3 separate regions of the Homo sapiens genome follow, and regions 1 and 3 are each linked to region 2. The links are chromatin loops, found by intact Hi-C in ENCODE. Cell type or tissue: PC-3. All regions are shown on one strand. Region 1 overlaps SEMA3C (semaphorin 3C). Region 2 overlaps SEMA3C (semaphorin 3C). Region 3 overlaps SEMA3C (semaphorin 3C).

What was found. Hi-C counts contacts between places; a loop is a spot of excess contacts. Peaks named below come from ENCODE experiments on the same cell type or tissue, not always from the same donor. Only the 100,000 strongest peaks of a DNase experiment are listed, where the experiment ranks them.
Region 1: a loop joins it to region 2, with 2.8 times the contacts of the local background. A loop is called at or near these places in 23 of 110 quality-filtered maps.
Region 3: a loop joins it to region 2, with 2.8 times the contacts of the local background. A loop is called at or near these places in 7 of 110 quality-filtered maps.

What each region holds. Positions count from the first base shown.
Region 1 is chr7:80,777,271-80,785,270 of GRCh38, forward strand. The region is part of intron 12 of SEMA3C (semaphorin 3C); the gene reads right to left. Among named protein-coding and RNA genes, the nearest start is that of SEMA3C, 140 kb to the right of the region's middle. In PC-3, no CTCF peak of the experiment used is centred here; DNase peaks (open chromatin) are centred at 2,421, 4,471 and 6,681; H3K27ac peaks cover 2,806 bases.
Region 2 is chr7:80,897,725-80,905,724 of GRCh38, forward strand. All of the region lies in intron 2 of SEMA3C (semaphorin 3C), which reads right to left. Among named protein-coding and RNA genes, the nearest start is that of SEMA3C, 17 kb to the right of the region's middle. In PC-3, no CTCF peak of the experiment used is centred here; no DNase peak of the experiment used is centred here; H3K27ac peaks cover 2,046 bases.
Region 3 is chr7:80,828,085-80,836,084 of GRCh38, forward strand. SEMA3C (semaphorin 3C) reads right to left here. Exons shown (of 18, transcript NM_006379.5): 3 at 501-661. Among named protein-coding and RNA genes, the nearest start is that of SEMA3C, 87 kb to the right of the region's middle. In PC-3, no CTCF peak of the experiment used is centred here; a DNase peak (open chromatin) is centred at 3,007; H3K27ac peaks cover 60 bases.

The sequences.
Region 1 (8,000 bases), 120 kb before region 2:
CCATTCTAATAAATTATTTTTTATTTGGGGTTTTTTTTTTAGACGGCGTCTGGCTCTGTCACCCAAGCTAGAGTACAGTGGCACAATCTCAGCTCACTGCAACCTCTACCTCCCGGGTTCAAGCGATTCTCCTGTGTCAGCCTCCTGAGTAGCTGGAATTACAGATGCGTGCCACCACGCCTGGCTAATTTTTGTATTTTTAGTAGAGACGGGGTTTTGCCATGTTGGCCAGGCTGGTCTCAAACTCCTGACCTCAGGTGATCCACCGACCTCGGCCTCCCAAAGTGCTGGGAGTACAGGCGTGAGCCACTGCACCCAACCTTGTATTTGGTTTTATACAAGGTTTTGGTGAAGTCACAACCAAAATTAGAAATGGTGACTATGGGAATATCTCTTGATCTACATACCACACTGCCATATGTTGATATAGAATTTTACAGGTGCACACACATGCTTGCATCCATCATGGCTGTAGAAAGTTTCAGAGTTAAACCTTTAGGCAGGTTAATTGAAAAATAGATTTCTGGGACAAAGCTGAAAGAGACATCTTAAGGCCAGTGGTTTTACTAAACTAGAAATTGTATAATGAGTGACTAAGTTATGTTTTGATTTAATTGAAGCATACCAAAAAATCAGAAAACAACAAAATGTTCCCTTTTAAGATGTGACTTCATACTTTATTTATTCAACTAAGGTGTCTGTCCTCATAAAAATATCTGCTATATCTAATGTGTCAAAAAGTGTTTAATAAGTTTGTATATTCTGGTTCTAGAAGCAAATTTTCTCTGTGAGGGTTAAAAAAACCCCCATAATATGGTATTGGCTCAAGTGATAATCCATCAAAAAATGAATTATTACCATTATTTCCTGTGATATAGCTAAAGAATATTCACATAGGGCCTCAGCAATCACTAAAATTAATGTTTTAGGACTTTGTGAATTACTAAAAATTACATATCACATTTTAGTATTCCTGTTTCTTTACATTAAGAATTGTTTCTATTTATATTTTAATTTCAGATAAACTGACACACCTTCAATAATGCAGGTTTATTATGTAAGTTTTTACTGATCCTACAAAGGATACAACAACTACATGTCCAAAGATGTAAATTCGGGGCTAATCTTCTCTATTTAATCCTTTACTGTTTGGGGAGAAGAATTACTCATCTGGGATTCATGAATTGTATGGTCACTCAACCTGTTTTCTTGCACCATTTTTTATCATAAGATAGGTTCTTCTGTGTTAGTTTTCAAAGTTTAAACCACATACATAAACTGGCCTTGAATATCTATCTACATTTCTAGGTGCCTGGGTAAGGAAAACATCTTTCCTCTCAGAATGTGGTCATCAAACAACCCATTTACTTGCATTGTTAACCTCTTCCTACTTCTTTCTGTTCATGTCTCAGGTCTTTCCATCTGGAATGGTTATTCTCCTGGCAAATGTTACTAGCATGTAAGAAGATAGGATGAGGAAAATAACCTACTACCAGGGCACTCAGCTATAACAGTGCCACATCTGATGATCTTGACCACCGCATCTTCCTTCCTTTTAGTGTTTGTTCTCAAGGCCACCACAATATCACATTCTTTTATTCTCCTGTTACTTGTATGATCACTCTCCATTTTCTTGGTAAATATTCTTTATTTTCCCACCCCTTAAATGAGCTCCAAGAGTTAAATTCCTTATCTGCATGGTCTCCTAGAGTGACTTCAAGCATTTTCATGGATTCAGCTATCACCCACATTGCTAATGACTCCCAGATCTCCAGCTCCAGCACAGTGCTCTCTATAACACCCTCTTTGACTTATCTGTCTGAATAGTCCACCAAATCTTCAACTTGATGTGAGATGGAACTGAGCTTGAATTTAATTATTGTTCCTACTAGCTTTGCCATCCTAAGCAAGCATTTAATGTCTCAAAGCCTCAGTTTACACAACTGTAAAATGGGGATAATGATTTTCATTGGGTTGCTGTGTGGTTTTAATGAAATAATGTATTTTAAGTGATCAATTTAGACTCTCATGCATAGTAGGTCAAAAGAGGAGATAAGTGTGCCATTTATTTTAAAAAAAAGGAATTCATTACTCTCCAAATCTGATTGCTGATTCTCTCTTACCTTGATCAGTCAATGCTATTTCTTTCCCCCATTTGCCAAGTCATATATCTACCAATCAAGCCACAAATCAATTTTTATCATCAGGTCCTTTCTTTCTCCCAAATACCTTTTAGATCGGATAATGTCATTTCTAACCCCTGTCTTAATTTATAGGCTCTCATCATTTCTTACCTATAACAGAAAAAAAGTCTCATTTTCTTTTCTCTGTCTTTAATGTATCCTCTACATCATCGTGAAAATGATCTACCTAAAAATGTGTATGGGTCATGGCTGACACACTCTTAGGTGACCCTTAATGAGTCATGCTCTTGTATAACTCCTCCTCTTGAGTGCAGGTGGAACATGTGGCTTGCTTTTAAGCAACAGAAAAATATAAAAGTGATGGTATGTCAATACCAAGATTATGATTATATGAGACCCCATCTCAGCAGATTGAAGTGAGAGACTCTACTAGCCTTGAAGAAGCAAACAACCACATTTTAAAGAGCCAATGAGGAGATCTATGTGCAAAAACCTGTGGGTGGCCTCAAGGAGTTAAGGACCTTACTTCTGCAAAAGCAAGGAACTGAATTTTGCCAAAAACCAGGTGGGTTTGGATGAGGACCTTGAACTTTAAAAAACAATGCAGCCTGGCTAAATTTTGATTACAACCTTGTGATACCCTGATCAGAGAGGCTAGCTAAGCAATCATCCTTAGGAGCTCTAAGATAATAAATGTATGTAGTCTTAAGCCACAAATTTTGTGGTAACTTGTTATACAGCAATAGAAAACTATCTCAAATATGTATCAGGCAGCCACTCCCATGTGAAATAAATATTCATTGAATTGGATTAAATTGTCTCCTCCATTGGGTCAAGAGATTCTTAAAGGAAAGTGATGTTGCCATTTTTCTTTATATATCATAAGTCCTGGAGTGCAATAAGCTCAATAAATTCTAATGACTGAATAAATGACATCTTTGTGATATATTACTATGTTATTCTATACTGGTTGAGAAAGAGCTCTAGAACATAACATGTTATCTTTTTGCATAAATCACTAAGGACATTTCCAGAGTTTTAAACATCAGGATTGATTAATCTTTGTTTTAAAAAATTATTAAAAGAAGCATAGATTAAGCCATAACTCAAAAGCTAGTTGTATTAAGTTTCTATTGCTGTCATGAACAAATTATTACCAATTTAGTGTCTTAAAAACACACATTAAAGGCCAGGTGCAGTGACTCATGCCTGTAATCCCAGCACTTTGGGAGGCTGAGGTGGGCAGATGGCTTGAGCCCAGGAGTTCAAGATCAGCCTGGGCAACGTGCAGAAACCCCATCTCTACTAAAAATAGAAAAATTAGCCAGGCGCGGTGGTGTGCACCTGTAGTACCAGATACTCCGGAGGCTGAGATGGGAGGATCACCTGAGCCCAGGGTGCAGAGATTGCAGTGAGCTGAGATCACACCACTGCACTCTGGCCTGAGCCACAAAGCAAGACCCTGTCTCATAAAACAACACAAATTTATTACCTTAGAGTTCTGTAAACTAGAACTCCATCACAGGTCTCACTGCACTAAAAAAAGATTTTGAGAGGGTTCCTTTCTGCATGCTTTAGGGAGAATGAACATACATCCTTGCATTTTCCAGCTTCTAGAGACCACCCGCTTTCCTTGGCATATGGTCTCATTCCTCCATCTCCAAAGCCAGCTAAGTCACATTTCTCTGACACTTCTTCCACTATCACATCTCTAACAATGGCCAGGAAAGCTCTGCTTTTTAAGAACTCATGTGATTAGACTGGGCACACCCAAGCAATTCAGGAAAATCTCCCCATCTCAAAAGTCTGTAACATTAAACATATCTGCAAGTTCCTTTTCACAAGTAAGATAACAAGTCCCCAGTTCCAGAGATTAGGACATAGAGATCTTTTGGGACAGAGGCATTATTCTGCCCACCCCATTAGTGGAAGAGAAGAATAAGAATGCAACTCATTGCAACACATACGACTCTAATACCACAGACTTCCTCAGAAACTCTGTTTTCAGATCTTTTCATTCCAACTTAAACTATATTTCGCATTCTATAATGAAACATTTCCTTCTATTTTCTAGAATTTGAACTTTCCCAAGTTCAATAAAAAATTTTAAAAGCCAGCTTTCTGCAAAAACCGCCACCACAACTGGCAGCTATAGCCTTCCTATGGATATTCACATAGGGAAGGCCTGGCCTGGCTCAGCAGCAGGCTGTGAATTCTTCTCCTTGGGACAAAGCCTGCCAAGTCTGCCTCAGGGAAACTTGGCAGCACATCAAGAACAAAAACTTAGTGTGGCTGTTTATTCTTGACACACAGACAATAGACTGCATCATTTAATGTCTTCAGGCTAGAAAATTTTCCTTACATTCCTATCACCAGAGGGTTAAATAGGGGCAACACTCAGGGATGTGGTCTGACTGTAATTGTTTTCAAGTCATCTAGAGAAACATCAGGGATTCAGTAGTAAATGAGCCAGTGGTGCAAAGTGAATCACTGCCCTCTGTCCTCCTGCTGAGAGCCACTAGGTCCTTGCATGATATTCCAAACTCTCCAAATATATGCAGAATCCATTTTAATTAAGAAAAAAAAATGCCAAAGAGTTTGATGGGTGTTTTGGTGAGCATGCAAGACATTTTGAATATAGATATGAGTCCCAATTTAAAACAAATTTTAAATGGGCAAAAATTTAGTGATACATCAAAAATGAAGGTAAAGTTCTACTCCCTTTCCACATCTTCCCCTCTCACCCCCAATTTTTATCTCCTTTCTTCCTAGGCATAATGTAACTGACATAAACATATCAAATTCACAGGTTAAATTCGAGCACATAAGTTAATTCACACACAAAAATTCAGTCGGTTCCAAGGTGCAGTTCGTCCAAGTCTTCTCTGTCACCTTGTTCAAGATTAATCTTGTTCACATGTAAGACTTGGTAGTAACATATGGATGGGTTAAAATGAGTGCTATCACTCAAACAAAGCAATGCCAATGCTAACGCTGACTGTCAACACATCAGGGATATTATCATGATATATGTGGATGAAACATTTAATTCATAGTAAAATGAGAAAATATAAATGAAATGAACTTCATTTAAGGAAAAAATGTAAAGTAGTTATGGTAAATGAGGTAAAAATGTGAAGAGAATAAATGCTCAATATATGAAATCAGACAGCATGGGTTTATATTCTGGTTGTATTATATATTAACTGCTATCTCTATGATATTAACTTATCTGTGATTCTGCCCAAAAACAATGACAAATAATAAATGCAACTCATTCATTCAAATAATACCTCTTGAGTGCACACTCTGAGTGATGCACTAGTCTAGGTACTAAGGATACAGCAATAAATCAATCAAACCCATATCCCTGCCCTCCATGGCACCTACATTGTTACAATTCTTCATATGATATTTATAAGGGTTGGATGAAATAATTTATTTAGCATTACTGGAAAAAGATAAGCACTGCAGATAAATTTAATTAGCATCATTATAATAGTAATAAAATATTTTAGAAATCTGTAAATATATATTTATTTGCCTAAGCCAGAATACTAAATAGTAAATGGGTAATTTGAGCAGACTAGAACCAATTATCATATATATTAACATATATATGACACATTATATGTCTATATCTTTATACAATCATTACATGAGATTTTACGTTGTCCTTAAAATAACAGGTCTCTGAAGAGTAGCTTAAAGAAAAATAATGCTGCTTTTTGAAACAAATTTTTTCAGCAATGAGCTGTATTTTTATTTTTAATAAGTTCTCTTTTTAGAGTAAAATGTAAATGACAACATTTGCCTCTAGATTAGCATTCACTCAGGGCTATGTTCTTTTCTTTCCCTGTCTCTTCACATACCTCTCTTTGCTACTCTTCTACATGATCAAGTAGTCATGACACCGTGACTTATCATCTATCTCCCATCAATTCAGCCATCGTTCCACTCTGTTCCATTAGTATTTCCTGCTGTGAAAATCCCTGTAGAATCTATGGTAAACTCTCAGAAGTTTCCACATTCTGCTTTGGAAAGCAGTGACCCACGATGTTATTAAAAATCAGTAACTTACAAAGGGTTTTTTCCTTACGCCAAAGCAAAGGAGACGTCTAGACATCCTCAGAGTGACATTCACACACAACTTCTAGCTGACAGTCATCGTTTCTGAACTCACATGCACTGCTCCAGCTATCAAATTTTACATGGGGTATTTTAAGGAGTTCTTTAAAAATCAAAATTCCTGGCTCTGCAGTTCATTAAGTGTGCCATTCCAAGAGATGCAACTGCCAGAACTGGTTAGTTACTATGAAGGCAGTTATCCTCTAATGCTACAAGGCAAGCATTTTAAAGCTTTATTCACATATGTGACACACACTTCAAAACTCCACACTTTCAGAGGACTTCCTGGAACCAATGTTCCAACTTAGTACTCCTCCAGTTAAACGGAAGCTAATAAGAAGCATGAAACAGTATACACTATATAAGAATGTTAGCAGAACACATGTATTGACCCTACACTAAAAAATCATAATAGCATTAAATCATCTTAAACCTCTAACACCCATTCATAAGAATACTCTCACTCTTTCATCAAAAACCACGTCATTCTGATTCATGTATAATGCTAAAAATATAAATTTTACAGAATGTCTCTGAACCTGACCTAGACACTTAAATATTTTCATAACTCCAGAAGCAAAAGGAAAACTGGCAAAAATCTCTTGACTGTGTTACACAGTCTGCTTTGAACAAACAGCCTGGATGTAAGCAGTAGGTGGCAAAGTTAAAATAGAAATGTTAATCCTATGAGAACCCTTGCCTGCTGTTTTATAGCCCTTCCTCAAGATTAAAAAAAAAAAAGAGAGATAAAGAACATAAAAACACCTAGAGCCCTAATGCTACAGAATAAAACCAAGTGCTGATTTTAAAATACATTTTTTCAACCTGTGATTTTTTTTTTATAGACAGTAGTATCAGGAATGGGTGGGAAAATAAATAAATGTAGTTTCCAGCTTAAATTTTAACAAAGTAGCAGCATTTTTTTTTACTCAAGATAAAAGAAGAAATATTAATTTTGGGCAACATAATGAATTACTGTATTATATCTACATATTAGAAAATAGCTTCTTGAAGAAGTATTAATTTTTTAAAAAATTTACAATTATCAACCAAAACAGTGACAAGCAAACTTTTTCTGTAAAAGGCCAAAATATATATATTTCTGGCTTGGCTGGCTAAAAGGTCTCTGTGGCAACTAATCAACTCTGCTTCTGTAGTACAAAGGCAGCCACAGATGAAATGTAAATGAATGGGTGTGGCTATATTTTAATAAAACTTTCTCTATGGACACTGAAATCTAAAAATCATATAATCTTCACTGCTCATGAGATATTCTGCTTTTTACTTTTTCAACCACTTAAAAATACAAAACAACATTATTAGTGTATGTACCATACAGAACATATGGTGGGCTAGATTTGGGCCATAGGTTATATTATTAGTTTGCCAACCCATAGACTAGATACCAGTAATGAAAACCATAAGAAATAAAAGGTCAGAGGACAACGCTCACTTTTCCTTCCTTACTTCCTCTTTCCCTTCCTCCCTCCATTTTTTCCTTTTCTTTTTAAATTAATTAATAATTAATTTTGCTTGATATCTGGTAACACAAAAAATAATCTGATGCAGTTTGATGGGAGTAGAAGGTCAGTATCTCAAATTCAGCCAGAGTTGTACACGATAATGGTATTGGGCTAACTGTAACAGTTACCAGGCACGGAGCCCACACAACTACCATGGAGATTCTGTAAGCTACAAAATCATTCATAATATTCAAAGTGAATATCA
Region 2 (8,000 bases):
AAATTCAGAAGGCTTCATTTACCATTTAAAAGATTAAAGCTACTGTTCAGCTTTGCTTAGTCATAAATTTTATTGTTTACTTTGTTGTGAAGTGTCTTTATTGATACTACAGTCAGACAATATAGAAAAATGGATCCTAAATACATTGGAATAAATACATAATAAAGCTATTTTTCTAAATTGTTTATAAACTTAAAAATATAGGGTTGTTTTCTTTGTAGTTAGAGCCTGGCATGCCTTATTAAAACTCTTGCCAATTGTCCTAAAGGATAACGAGATAATTTAGGGGCTGTTTATATTGATCAATTCCAGATTCTTTTTTCTAAAATATATCGTAGATTAAAAAACAGAAAAATAAGCCAGGCATGGTGGCTCACCCCCTGTAATCCTAGCACTTTGGGAGGCTGAGGTGGGCAGATCACCTGAGGTCAGGAGTTTGAGACCAGCCTGGCCAACATGCTGAACCCCGCGTGCCGACGAAAAATACAAAAATTAGCCAGGCATGGTGGCACATGCCTGTAGTCCCAGCTACTCGGGAGGCTGGGGCAGGAGAATCGCTTGAACCCAGGAAACAGAGGTTGCAGTGAGCCGAGATCGCGCCACTGCACTCCAGCCTGGGTGACAGAGCGAGATTTTGTCTCAAAACAAACAAACAAACAACAGAAAAATATAAATCTAAGTACTAAAATGTGAAATAATTCTTATTGAAGATGAGTAACACTGAATTCCATATATAATAATAACAGAAACAAAGATGAGTATATAGCAGAGTAATTGTATTAATAAGAATTATTGTATGTATAAAAATATGCATGTGTCAAGCAATGTTTTTTGTGTTAATATTTAGCAAAGTATAGGCAGAACCAAATCACACTAGTCCTGCAGCTCACAGGACATGGGAATCAGGCTTCCATAATCACTCTGTATTGAGAATCAGGACACGCAGGTAGGGAATCTCTTTCCTTAAACATACTTGCATAAAGGTAGGATAGGTTTTCACTGAAATTACAGAATAATTTTTTCACAATAATTATGCAAAATAGTATTAGCCCACATTGTCTTATTAGTAGCCACAGCCTGTCCATAATTTTTGTTTGACCAAAAAAAAAAAAAAAAAATTGAGAACTGTTGGTCATAGTAGTGGCTTGATGAATTCTATCCCAAAGTCTTTCAACATGGCCTAAATTGGTTTATAGGTGATTTGTAGCTTCATACAAACCTCAACATACACACCTATGTACACAAATGGATAAAAATGAAGTAATGCTATTGTTGAATCCCTTCACTAAATAAACATTCTTATGTGCCCTACTTTATCAACATTTTTTTTGTTTGAGACAGAGTCTCGCTCTGTTGGCCAGGCTGAAGTGCAGTGGCATGATCTCGGCTCACTGCAACCTCCGCCGCCCGGGCTCAAGCAATTCTCCTGCCTCAGCCTCCTGAGTAGCTGCGATTACAGGCGTGTGCCACTGCGCCCGGCTACTTTTTGTATTTTTAGTAGAGACAGGGTTTTACCATGTTGGCCAGGCTGGTCTCGAACTCCTGACCTCAGGTAATCCGCCCATCTTGGCCTCCGAAAGTGCTGGGATTACAGGTGTGAGCCACTGTGCTCGGCCTCAACTTATTTTTTCGTAACAAATATGTTCGTAGACAAAGACAAAAGTAAATGCATTATTTTATTCAGTTTTAAAATGATATGACATATTGTTAGAAAGATATGATATACACCTTGTTTTATGACTTTAACTTTTTTCTAATTGTATTTTCATTGAAATAAACAGTTCTACTTTTTTTCTTCTCTGCCTTGATCAATACCACCCTGGAGACAGCATTCTTATAAGAACTTTTGCTTTAAATATAAATTAATTTTTTATCTGTCACTGTGCTTTACTCTAGACCAAGAGTAGAAAACTCCATGTTGTTGAGGTCAGGCAAGTAACATAAATTAGTAAAAGAAACCAGGCTAGAAGAAGGGCTCTTCTCAGCCCCCATCAGTCCTTGCCAGATCCTCTGACATTTCAAGAAAAAATGAGAAATAAAGACTGTCAACTGAAGTCTAATTCTTAAATGTTAGCAGCTGATTCATTTTTAAATATTATATGAACCAAGACTATCCTTTTCTAGGCTAGTGACAAGTTTTCTACTTCTATATTAATATTTCTTAATATACCCAGACAATACATTTCTTCAGGGTAGGGAGTCTATTCTAGTTATCTTTTAAAATCTGTGTAAATTTAAGGGATACAGGTGCAGTTTTGTTACATGGACAGACTGCAAAGTGGTGAAGTCTGGGATTTTCACATAACTGTCACTCATATAGTGTACATTATACCCATTAATTCCTAGTCATCTTTTAATTTCCTCACTTTATATAATCTTACATTTAGTATGTTTTTTTTTTTTCTTTGAGACGGAGTCTCGCTCTGTTGCCCAGGCTGGAGTGCAGTGGCACCATCTCAGCTCATTGCAAGCTCCACCTCCCGGGTTCACGCCATTCTCCCGCCTCAGCCTCCCGGGTAGCTGGGACTACAGGTGCCCGCCACCACGCCTGGCTAATTTTTTGTATTTTTAGGAGAGACGGGGTTTCAACATGTTAGCTAGGATGGTCTCAATCTCCTGACCTCGTGATCCATCCACCTTGGTCTCCCAAAGTGCTGGGATTACAGGCATGAGCCACCATGCCCAACTACATTTAGTATGTTTTTACTGTGTGTCACATCTTGATAAGTGTTTTACACATATTACCTAATTTAATATTCACAATGATATTATCAGGTAGCAACTAATATTATCCTAATTGTATAGCCTAGTAAACAGTTGAGGAAGTTGAGGCAACTGCCATGAGTTACATGGCTAGTAAGTGGTAAAGCAAGATTTCACACTCATGCAGTCAGCTCCTGAGCCTGACCTAGGCTTTCTACATTTGCCTCAGCTAGCAGAGGTTGTGCAGAAGGGAATCAATTGTTTCCATTTTGGTTTGAACAAGGCAAAGATAAAGGTTGGGAGGGCCCATTCACTACTGGCCTGTAAATCGTGCACAGACTAAAAAGTAACTCTATATAACAAATGAATCACTTTCATGACTAGTTTATTGTACAACACTATAAATACTCCATCACCTTTTCTTCCTGTGTACTGCTGAGATAACAAAGAGAAAAGAATGAAGTATGGAAAATATGTAATTTGTGTTTTAAGGTGTGCTCCTTAGAACAGAAGATGTTGGATATATTGCCTGAATGGCTTAAAAATAAATTGGGAAATATTGTGCCATAACACCTCATTTTGTACATTGCACTAAACAGTTCTGGCATAACTGGATGGAGGAAATGAGTCACAGTTTTGCCTGTTGTACAGGGTGGTACAACGAATTACTGCATCTAATTTTGGTGGATGAACTCCAGAAATGAATTGGGAACATAAAGATTATAACAAAGTCAAATAATTTTTCCAGTTGTCAAGTTAGTTAGAATTAATAATTTTGGTTTTATCAACAATATTCTAAAACAAAAAATTAAGTAAATATCCTGTGAAAAATAAAAACTATCCTTGACTATGTGATTCAACGATTTACTGATGTGGCTATTTTAGTGTTGTCCAGAAGTAATTTCCATTAGGCAAAACAATTTTTCTTTGTTCCATCCAGGGAAGCACCACAGCTGTGAAACTCACATTTTGACACACAGAGAGTTGTAGTCTTACAGTTTCCTAAATCAGATATTGATATTTTACACCTGCAACTATATCCTAAGCATTTCTTACTTGTCAGTTACTTCACTGTATCTATATACTTTGCAAAACTTACCGCCAAGTGCTAAGTAGTAGAAGCACACTACATTTAATCACTTCTTTCAAAGGGAAAATGTATCTTTCCATTAAAGATCAATCAGTAAAGTTGTAGGTAGAAGCTTGGAATCAGTATCTTTGTTTTCTGTGACTACAATTTTAAAAATACACAATGTCCTAGAATATCATCTGCTGTTTCATTTCATAAAATAGTTGTCTAATTTTCTTATCTTGCCTAAAGGGCATCCAATGAGTAACATGTGTGTCTCTGACTTTGCCCATATTAGGTATATTGTACATTATAAGGTATTAAATTTATACCTCCCACAAAAAAGTTATTTTTCCTTTTTTTCTATAATGAAAGACATTATATTGATGCACTAAAACAAAGAATGTTATAAGCTGTTGATAAAGGCCATGTAAAGTTTTTCAATTCATGTTGTTTGGGTTTTTTTGTTGTTGCTTTTGAGACTGTCTCGCTGTCACCCAGGCTGGAGTGCAGTGGCGCTATCACAGCTCACTGCACTCTTTGCCTCACAGGCTCAAGTGATCCTCCTACCTCAGCTTCCTGAGTAGTTGGGACTACAGGTGTGCACCACCGCACTCAACTAGTTTCTGTATGTTTTGTAGAGAAAGGATTTTACCATGTTACCTAGGCTGGTCTTGGACTCCTGGACTCAAGCTATCTGCCCACCTTGGCCTCTCAAAAGGTTGGGATTACAGGTGTGAGTCACTGCACCTGGGCTTCATGTTGTTTTAATAAGAACAAGTAAAGATGACATATCCTTTCTAGCCAACACTGACAATTTTCATAGTCCCTAAGTACTCAATTTGTGTTCTGTTTATTACTGACCTGTCCATAAGACTTCTTATTTCTACCTCCTATCAGTTACACAGTTTTTTCCCTACAAATTTTTTCAATTGTAAATATGTAGCTATGTTTATAAGCAAATGAAAGCATCTAACTGTGCATATTAAAACAAAGTTAATCTCTCATATAGCTAAAGAAAAATTATGTTCCGGAAAAAGCACAAATATTAAATTGATCACATAAACAACTATAAATTTCCATGGTCCAATTTTTCAACTATCCATGTATTTAAGACTAACTAACATCAATGATTCATTTAAAACCAAAACACATGTCGTCATGATATCACAACATCACACTAAAATAATATATGATTTGTAACTCATAATAGCAGGGGCAGTCTTGTTCCCATTTCCAGGCTCCAGTGAAGTTTCCACTATTCCTCAATGAAATCCCAGGTTTATTTCTAGAGGCCCATGGGTATTTACACTTTTCCTTGTGTGTTGTTGAGTATACCAAAACAGAACTGCCAGCCATTAGCCCATGGCTTTTCTGCCTACGTGAAAACAGCAGGATTATAGTACAAAGGGCAGAGACCTAAGCCAAGATTATGTGCTAAGAAGAACGGTAAGAGCATAAGCCCGCTGAATTACTGGCACCTTATGATCCTGGAACTGAGAGCCCTGACAGGGTTTGATCCACTATTTTGGTTCTTTCTGCTCTACCTCTGCCCATCCCTCCTAATGCAGATAAAATTCATTCATTCTTTCACTTTCAAGTATTTGCAGTCACGCATCCCTTAACAATGAAGGTATGTTCTGAGTCATTAGGCAATTTTGTCATTGTGCGAACATCATATATTTAACTTATACCAACCTAGGTGGATCTCTTACTACACACCTAGGCTATATGCTATAGCCTACTGCTCCTCAGTACAAACCTGTACAGCACGTTACTGTACAAAATTCTGTAGGTAACTGTAACACAATGGCATTTGTGTATCCAAACATATCTAAACATAGAAAAGGTACAGTAAAAATGTAGTATAATAATCTTATGGGGCCAGGCACAATGGCTCACGCCTGTAATCCCAGCACTTTGGGAGGCTGAGGCAGGCAGATCACCTGAGGTCAGGAGTTCAGGACCAGCCTGGCCAACATGGTGAAACCCCCGTCTCTACTAAAAATACAAGCACTAGCCAGGCATGGTGGCACATGCCTATATTTCCAGCTACTCAGGAGGCTGAGACAGGAGAATCACTTGAACCCAGGAGGCAAAGGTTGCAGTGAGCTGAGATCACGCCACTGCACTCCAGCCTGGGTGACAGAGCAAGACTCTGTCTCAAAAAAATTAAAAATAAATCTTATGAGACTACCATAATACATGTGGTCCTTCTCAATGGAAACATCATTATGCAGTACATTAGTGTGTTAAGTATCTACTACGTATCACACATCATTTAAAAGGCTAAAAAAAATGATATACAAGGAAACAAATGTAAAGAGCCAGAACCTGTTCCCACTTCCACAAGTGACATATTTTTGTGAGTGACAGGAAGCCTTCCCTATCTTCTACTTCCACTCCCCTACCCCTACCACCACTATAGCTTCTTCATCTTTTAGAAAGTCTATTATCCCACCATTAGACACAGAGGGCATCTATTGCACAAACCTGTATTTAATCCCCTATATGTTAGGCCTGATGATGTAACCTAAAGGCCTATTTAATTTTATTTTATTTGAGACAGAGTTGTGCTCTGTTGTCCAGGCTAGAGTGCAGTAGCAAGATCTCGGCTCACTGCAACCTCCACCTCCTAGGTTCAAGTGATTCTCATGCCTCAGCCTCTCCAGTAGCTGGGACTACAGCCGTGCACCACCATGCCTGGCTAATTTTTGTAATTTTAGTAGAGACTAGATTTCACCATGTTGGCCAGGTTGGTCTCGAACTCCTGGCCTCAAGTGATCCACCCACCTCAGCTCTCCAAAGTGCTGGGATTACAGGCATGAGCCGTCACACCTGGCCTAAATACCTTTTCATGTTGTTGAGATTCTTACAGATATGTCATTATGTTTCAAAATACAAAGGATATAGAAAATAGAACACAATTTTCTAAATCATGGCTTTGAAATGGATCTTCACATTCCACACAGAGTAAGTGAAGGGTATTTGTTCACTCTTAATGGGTTGTAGCCACTCAAACTGCGTTACCACTACACTGATGATGATTTACCTGGCTTTGAGAATCTCAACTGTTGAGTAAGGGGGCTAAACTTTAATTTTTAGTAACGATTGCAGCCTGAAAACTGCTAGAACACTAGATTGAATAGTGTTCTCTTTTATTATTAAAAGGAGTTCCCTGACACTTTCATGTTGTGTAACAGAAACTGCATTTTAGGGATTGGGGGAAGTGGTTTCTAAATATGGCAGTAGGTTAAAGTCACCTGGACAGTTTTACAACACTAGTGTCATCCCTAGAGATAGTGACTGAATTGGTCTGGGGTGTGGCCTTGGCATCAGCATTTTTTAAAGCTTCTAGGTAACGTACAGCCAAGGTTGAGAATCACTGCCCTAGGGTCTCAGGTTTAACCTTACCAGTCATTCCAAAAATTCAGAATTACAGTTTCTTTTTCCTGAATTTTCAGAATCTTAGCGCTAACTTTCTAACTTCAAGCCTTGTGGCCCTATAATAGGGTGGCAAACTGCTGATGAAAATGAAAGCACAGAGAAAAAAAAAAGCTTTTGAACTCTGGGTATGAAATCTGTCAAGAAAGACATTTCTTGAGGTAATGTTGTTTTGAACTCCTGATATTTAAAATAGCCTCTTTCATGCCTTTGCTGCAACCCTCAATTATGGCCATTTTTTTTTTTTTTTGAGGAGGTGGGAAGAGGGAGGTAGGGAGAGACAGGGAGAGAGAGGGAGAGAGAGGGAGAGATAGGGAGAGAGAGGGAGAGAGAGGGGGAGAGAGGGGGAGAGAGGGGGAGAGAGGGGGAGAGAGGGGGAGAGAGGGGGAGGGGTGGAGAGAGAGAGAGAGAGAGACACCAAGACCCCTACCACCACCACAGACAGTTTAGGATTTTAAATGCTCAGGGCAGTTGGATTTAATTTGACGATTAGAAGTCAGCCTGTTTGTCAGTTATCAGTCAGGCAGTCATAATGACTCTGCACAGTTACAGGCACTGTTGGGAATTTGGAGGTAAAGAAAACAAAATCAGCAAAAGCATTTTGCCCCAGAGGCCGGGAGACTCCTGCAATAAGTGTAAGTGCAATAAGCTCATCCCGGGCATTCCAGCTTAATTCCCCTCTCCATTCAGTTTGTAACTATGATAAAGCTAATCCCTGCTAGCAAAATGATTAATGCCTACAATGGGTTTAAAGCTGATGCTCTAAACTAGTTTAAGATAATTT
Region 3 (8,000 bases), 70 kb before region 2:
GCAGAAGTCTCCTTGTTGTAATAAATTTATAATTAATCTACATGTATTTTTTTCACTACAGTGAAGCTCAATTTTATTTCCTTGTGAAATGGAATGATAAATATAGGCCATACTGGATCAAGTAACAGCGTATTTAATAGCTGTTTTCCTTTCAGGCCCTTCACTGGTTACACAGAGATGACAAAGTAGATCTTCCTTTTCTCTGACCATTTCTTTCATGCACTACCCTATAATCCCTTTTTTCTTTATATATTTATACACAGGTAGTATTTTTTCAGTTAGCTCCAGGTTTTGAATTGTTAAAAACTATGGAACTAGACGATGAGAACTGAACTTAATACCTTTTCAGTCCATGAAATAAGTACTAACTTTCATAGTAACATGGGACCAGTATTTTCTATTGTTCTAATAAAATGCATATTATTTTTTACTTATTTATTTTTTTTAAAAAAGAGACATTGAAAAGGTGGACACTGTCCTCGTGAAAGTGATAAACTTACACTCAAAGCTTCTTGACTTATATTGTTAATATTCAGGGAAAGAATGTGATCTTTGCTTCCCACATATATCCGGTCCTGATCTTCATCCATTAATAAAATCCTGTAGTCTAAAGGATGGTGGGAAAGGCTGAAGTATTCAGAGGTCTTGGTTTCTCGAAGTTCTGAAAGAGTGAACAGCACAAGTGTAGATACAGTATCCTGGTTCTATAATTCTATTATTTTAATAAAAACTATTATGCAAATATTCCAAAAAATGTCAAGGTACATTTTCTTCTACAGTAAGAAATTAATTTTAAAATAGAGTTATGGGCTAGTTCCCTGTAATCTCAGCACTTTGGGAGGCAAAGGTATGATGGTCACCTGAAGCCAGGGGTTCAAGGCCAGCCTGAGCAACATAGTGAGACCTTGTCTCAACAAAAATTGTTTTAGAAAATTAACTGGGCATGGTGGTATGTGTCTTTAGTCCCAGATACTTTGGAGGCTGAGGTGGGAGGATCTCTTGAGCCTAGGAAATTGAGGTTACAGTGAGCTATGATCATGCTACTGCACGCCAGCTCTGGCAACAGAACGAGACACTGCCTCAAAAAAAAAAGTTATGTTAATGGGCATTTTAATTTATATTTGTACTGAAGTAAAACATAAACCACTAAGTGCAATGTTAAAGTTTATGGTAATAGTATGTGATTACAAAATCAGTCACGTTTGCAATAATCTCAACTCTGTTTTATTACTGGACATCATCAGCTCAAAACAAGTTAAAATAAATAAACCAAAAAAAATACAGTGAGCAGATTGAACAGAAAACAAAACCAACAGCAGTGTGATTGTCTTCTTATCCTCTATTAATGTTTTATTTTTGGACTCTATTTATTCATCATTTTAGGATTGTTATTTCCTACTACAAATATTTGCCTTGCTTCCCAACGTAATTCTAATTAGTCCGACTTATTTTTCTATAAATTACTTGAAAGTAGACGTATTTTCAGGAGGCAATGTTATTTTTAGCAGCATAACTATTCATATATCTAAGGAAAATATATGAATTTTCAGGTATCTAAATGTTCATATTTCCAGGATCCTCAGAGGTTAGTGACTCACACTCATTTAACTTCTTCCACATTGCCTAACTGCCTGTATGGCTGGCCTTTGAAGACAATCAACGTATCGTGACATTCATGATACATTCTCTGGTCAAAATGCTCCTCTCAAGGAGCATAACTTTAGACTTTTCTATTCAAATGGTTCAGGATTTATTTGTTCTTTTGATTATAATCTGAAGAATGACAAACTCTAAGAAAGAGTCTGCTTTCTGGGATGACTGCTTCCATGATGAACTGTTTCTAGATTTTTAGGCATTGAATGACAAACACATTTCTAAAAATTCTGATAGAGCTGTAGTTTGACTTAAACCGAAATCAAAATGATACAAATTCTTATAGGAAGTCATGGACTATATTCCATGAGTACTTGGGCCATAGCCCATATGAGAAGATACAGAAGTCACAAATTTAACCTATTTTCTGGGCACATTTGTTCAGAATGTCTGCCATAATATCCTGCAAGTAGTTTCAGCCAATAATCTGAAAATGCCCTGGAAGAAGCAGAGTGATAATGAAACCAGGTTCTGTTGCCAAACTTCCTGTGAAACTGAACAAGTTACTTAACCTCTCTGTGCTTTAATTTCCTCATTTGTAAAATGCAACAATAATAGTAACTTCTGCCAAGAGTTCCCATGGAAATCAATTTAATTGACACATATAAATACGTGAAATGAGTGACAAGAGATAGTATTCAATAAATTCTAATTACTGTTATTAAGTTTGGATCATGATTTTTAAGAAAAACATGAATTTAGATAAAATAGATGTATGTTTTCCTACTTTTTAAAATTTAGGGAGCTAAATCCCTAAAATTATTAGGACATAATCTTATAGCCTCAAATTTACTGTTCATACAACAATAGTAAAATACAGGATTTTTTATGTTGGAAAAAACAATCAAGAGGTTAGAAAAATATTTCAGAAGAATCTTAAAATGTAAGATCATGACAGCATACAAGAACAAAAGACAGGTCATTAATAACAAGGGCCTGGGTGAAAGGTCTTTGGAAACAGGGGGCTTGGGTGCTGAGCATGGTGCAGCCTGATAACCTTCCAGTTACTGAGTCTCCCTAGGAATCATGGACAGAGAGGTGACACAGCTGGCAGGTGGTGCCACAGCCCAAAAACTGAAACAGCTTCCTTCATGAGGAGAGCACGTAAGGGGAGAGGGAAGTCTTTCAGGAAAAAATCAGCCCATGCCAGACTAGAGGTTAGGGCTAATAGAAAAAAATCCAAGAGCTGAGAACATGGGAGAGAATATAGAATCAAAGCAAGTATCACTCAAAGGTTGGAGAGGACACAGACTGCCTTGATTCTGTCTAAAATCCAGGTGTTTTATAACGCTTACTTTTATCTCAGGGCTATGATTCATGGTTGTGTAAGTCTTCTGTAAAACACCAGGGGTAAGATATTGCTTGGGCTGCTGGAATACACATTCAACAAATACCTCTTAATAAATAATTGTGGAGTGACATACACAGACTAGCGCAGTAAAATATAACTGAGTTCATGGCCTCTGGGGTTCAACCACTGGAGTCTGGATTCTGGCTCTACCATTTCACTTCTAGATGTACTTGGCAAGGGCCTTTATCTCTCTGAACTCTAGTGTCCTTATCTTTAAAATCAGTATAATAATAGCATCTACCTCATTGGGTTGTTGTGAAGTTTAAACTGTTGTCAAGTTTAATATACATAAAGTTTTTAAAAGAGTCCCGGAGCTATACTGATGCTGGTTACATGGGTTACCTATTATTATAACTTGGGGCAAGACATCAATCTTCAGCAAGCAAAGTCAGAACAATTTCTTATGCAGGGAGGATAAAAATGACTAGAATGCCTAATTTAGAGTTAATATTAATATATTCAATTTTTTTACAAGTAGCATCTACTCAAATTAATCAGGAGAACACAATAATAAAATAAGGCATTGTTAAGGAAAATAATTTGAGTATGCAGGGTAATTTTTAAAGTATATAAGCTGAAAAGACTAAAAGACATTGTTCTAGTAGTTGAGATAGTATATTGATGAACACCTGATATGCTAAAATGGAAAAGAAAAATTGATGTGAGAAATGCCTAAAACAAAGAATTTGGAATGATTTTATGTAGGTTTTGGCTAGGGGTAGAGGAAAGATTGGCGTAAATTCCCCTTAACATTGTAAGCTAAGTATAGGAGAAATGAATATGCCCTTACTACTTTTGGGAGATCTGAAAAGGAGATATATTTGGTAGAGAAAGTACTTAGGTATGGACAGATTAAATTACATTCAAATCAAAGCAGAAATGTTCCACAAGAATGTAGAATTAGATAATTAATTTAATTTTGTCATTAGAAGTAGCAAATCTTCAGGTAGAGATGTTCAGTTATTTTCATGGATGATTATATGGAATTCTGAGAGTAGATACACTCTCTGGGGAAGAGTATATCTAAAAAGCAAAGCAAAGCAAAGCATAGAGATGACTTGGTTGTTAGAAACAAAAAGGGAGCCAGAAGGTGATTCATGATGTATAGGAAACAGTTTGACATTGTGAAGAGAGTACTCAACTGGTGTCACAGTTCTGAGTTGAATTTCAGTTTCATCACTTACTAAGTATATTATTTTGGGAAAACTAGCTCATTTCTGTTTTAATTTCCTCATCTATACATTGGCAATAATAATACTGAACTCAAAGTATGTTCCACCAGCCCACAGTAGAGGATCAATATATGCTCCTTTCATGAGGAGACACTGTAGATTATCTATCTAATTAGATACTATTCTTTTCTTCCACCTTGACAGGGCTGTTCAATGACAACCATACTGGCCCCATTCTTCTAGCCAGTGAGTGTTTTAAATACGGCCATATGAACAACTTTAGCCAGTGAACTCTGGAGGGAGGCCTTCTGCACGGCTACTGAAAAAGGCTTATTGAGTCTTAAAAACTGGCACACACAAAAGAAGAGGTGATTTCTTTTTCTGCCTCTGGACATTGGTATGTGAGCACATGATGATTGCAGCAATTGCATCTACCAAGAAAGTTCCTTGCTGAGAATGGCAAGCAGAAATGTAGAAAAAAATCTGGATCTTTTAAGAAATCATTGAGTTACTGAATTAACCGGAACTCCATTATTACTGGAATATTCTGTTATATGAAATAAAAAGAAATCCTTGCAGTTTTTAGGCACCTTGAATTGAGGTTTTCTTTTTCTGCTGTAGAAATAAATACTAACTGATATTATCTTTTGAGGGTCCACAAACCCCCATCACGACTTTCTCACACTTTCTATCATGAAGAAAGTTTAGTTTTGATGTTTTTTCCAAACCATTATTTTTTTCTTTTCCCTTTCTTTTTCTAATCTGTACTGAAATAAAACCAAGAGTGTGATCTTAGCTGGGAAAATAGGCTCAACTAAATTTTATGTGCAAGTAACAAGCAAACAATTGCAGTTCTCCTCCTTGCCTGTTTCATTAGAAAATCGTCAATCCAGGCCTGGCACGGTGGCTCATGCCTGTAATCCCAGCACTTTGGGAGGCAGAGGCAGGTGGATCACGAGGTCAGGAGATCGAGACTACACTGACCAACATGGTGAAACCCCATCTCTACTAAAAATACAAAAATTAGCTGGGCATGGTGGCAGACGCATGTAATCCCAGCTACTCAGGAGGCTAAGGCAGGACAGCCTCAATTCTCCTGCAGAGGCAGGAGAATCACTTGAACCTGGGAGGCGGAGGTTGCAGTGAGCCAAGATCACGCCATTGCACTCCAGCCTGGGGTGACAGAGTGAGACTCTGTCTAAAAAAAAAAGAAAGAAAGAAAAGAAAAGAAAATCGTCAATCTATCGCATTAATTCAAATACTGCAGGGAGCAATAGCTACATCAACTTAAGACCTTTCTGGTCCAGGGATTTTTATCTAGTTTTCCGAGCCATAAAGCATCTTCAAATTTAATTACCTATGGCTTACTGATAGTTGACAGCTGTTAACCAGGGAGATTTACTTCAGAAGTGCCCTTGTTGTAAAAAGCCTAGGCTATTTTGTTAAAATGCTATTTAAATTGCTGTTAGTAGTCATAATTGAACTATACGACTTGGGGAGAGAAACGACCATTTTTTTTTTTTAGAACATAGAGATGAGCTCAAAGCAATGAGAATTTTATTTATAAAAAGAATGACCCAAGAATCTATCATTTGGTTTCACATAGATCCAATTTAAGTAAATGAATGATCCAGTGAATTGGCCACGGTTATAGAAAGTGACTGATGTAATGATTTGGCTACAGTGAGAGAAAAACATTACAATTACTAGTCCATCATCTAAACAAGGCAAAGAATGGCATTGTCATTCCTTTAACCTCACAATGATGTCATCCTTTTTGAAGCATATGAGGTACAGCTATTTGTGTTGTTTCTCAGGACATGCTCAATTAACGAATAAGGGACTCTGGCTGAGAGTATGTAGTATTAGAAAATGCAGTGGCTCCACAAAGGGCAGCATAGGTCTCCTGGCCCCTGGGAAAATCTCCCAGGAAACAGCATTAAAAAAAATTATGCATGTTTGTTTTCTACAATCTACATTATTGTAGAGCTCCATGATGGAAAATTACTGTAATGTCTTCTATGCCAATGTTCCCTGGGGTAAAATTTGCTGCACAATATGCTTACCTAAAATTCATGTATCTACATGAACTTTTCTTTGTAATAGAAACCACTGTGAAGCTTTGAGAATTTAACCAAAGCTGGAAGAACAATAGGTTTCCCCAAAATCTAAGCCCTGCCAACAGAAGCTTCTGGAGCTACCTAAGTATAGTCAATATATTGTTACAGCAATTATAATATAGTTCAAAATACAGTAACATATTATGTCCATCAATAACACTCTATTACTATTCATATAAGAACAAACGTTTGTTCTCTGTTAAGCCAGTCAGTGATCTTAATATTTTTGAGTTAACTAAGTCACGAAGAATCTCATTCATGCACTCAAAAATGTGAACTTGATAAAGGAAGGTAGAGAGTTTAGGGTTTTATTTTATAGTTGTCCCTTGGCATCTGTGGAAGATTGGTTCCAGGATACCCTACAGATAGCAAAATCCAGGATGCTCAAATCTCTGCTTCAAAAGGCCAGAGTATTTGCATATAACCTACCCACATCCTCCCTATACTTTAAATCATCTCCAGATTACATAAAATACCCAATACAATGTTAATGCTATGTAAATAGTTGTTATACTGTATTGCTTTTAAAATGTGTATTATTTTTACTGTAGTATTGTTATTTTTTATTTTTTTCTGAATATTTCTCATCAGTGGTTGGCTGAATCCATGGATGTGATACCTACAATTCAGAGTGCCAATTGTATACCTGTCAAACTACACAGTAGGGTAACTCATTCATTCAGAATACTACATTGTCTTCAGCCTTTTATAAAATTCAAAAATAGGTAAAAGACTCCTTGATTGAAAATCAATTCCCAGGAGTCCCTAGATTAGAAGCATATGCAGTAACTACTCATGAATTTAAAATTCATGATGTGTTATTAATTTGTTCAATATACATTTATTGAGCCCTTATCCCAGCAGGCTAGACACTTTGCTGAAATAAGAGGATAGAAATAACGAAGATACCATGTCCTAATTACTATTTCACTGCTTACCTAACATTCTGTTATTCTGTTTGGCTAGTCCATCAAAACATTCTTCTCATCATAAACCTCAGATCTCAGGCAGAATGCACATCTACAGATTTCAAAGTAAATCTGTAGGATATCTTTTACTTCAGAGATATTGCTACTGACAGGATAATTTCCTCTTTTGAATGTCTTATCTCAGAAGAATTTTAAGCAGAGTGGGCTCAAGTGACCCATCCTCTCCCTGAGGCTTATTGTTTTGAAACTGGATTAGAAAGTGAATTTCACCTGTCTGTTTAGAAAAAAAAATAAAGAGCAGTGAAACTTCAGCGGACTGAAACTACAGCTACTAATTCCTAATGTGAACAAAGACAATAGAGACCAGAGGGCATGTTATTAAAACCATATTTGCTCAAAAATAATAGCCCCAAATAGCAGCCACTTGTGGGCTTACCAGTAGCAGCAAGTGTTCTAGGTGCTTTATAAACTTAGTTCACACAATTTCCATTCAAAGTCTTTGCATTCGGTTCTAATATTACTCTAGTCCCACACACAAAGGAATTAAAATTGAGCAAATTTGAGCAATCTACCCAAGATCACACAGTAAAGACTAAAAGAGGCAAGATTTCAGGATTCAAAGCAAAGCCAGTCCTTAATCTGTGAACTCAATCAGATGACCTCTTGCTTTTCTAATCAGACTGACAACTTCGACAGTTACTAGTTGGGTTTCTTTCATGTTCTTGCTCTGGACATGGGTCTGCATAGTATCAAATGTAGTATAAGAAATGCCTCA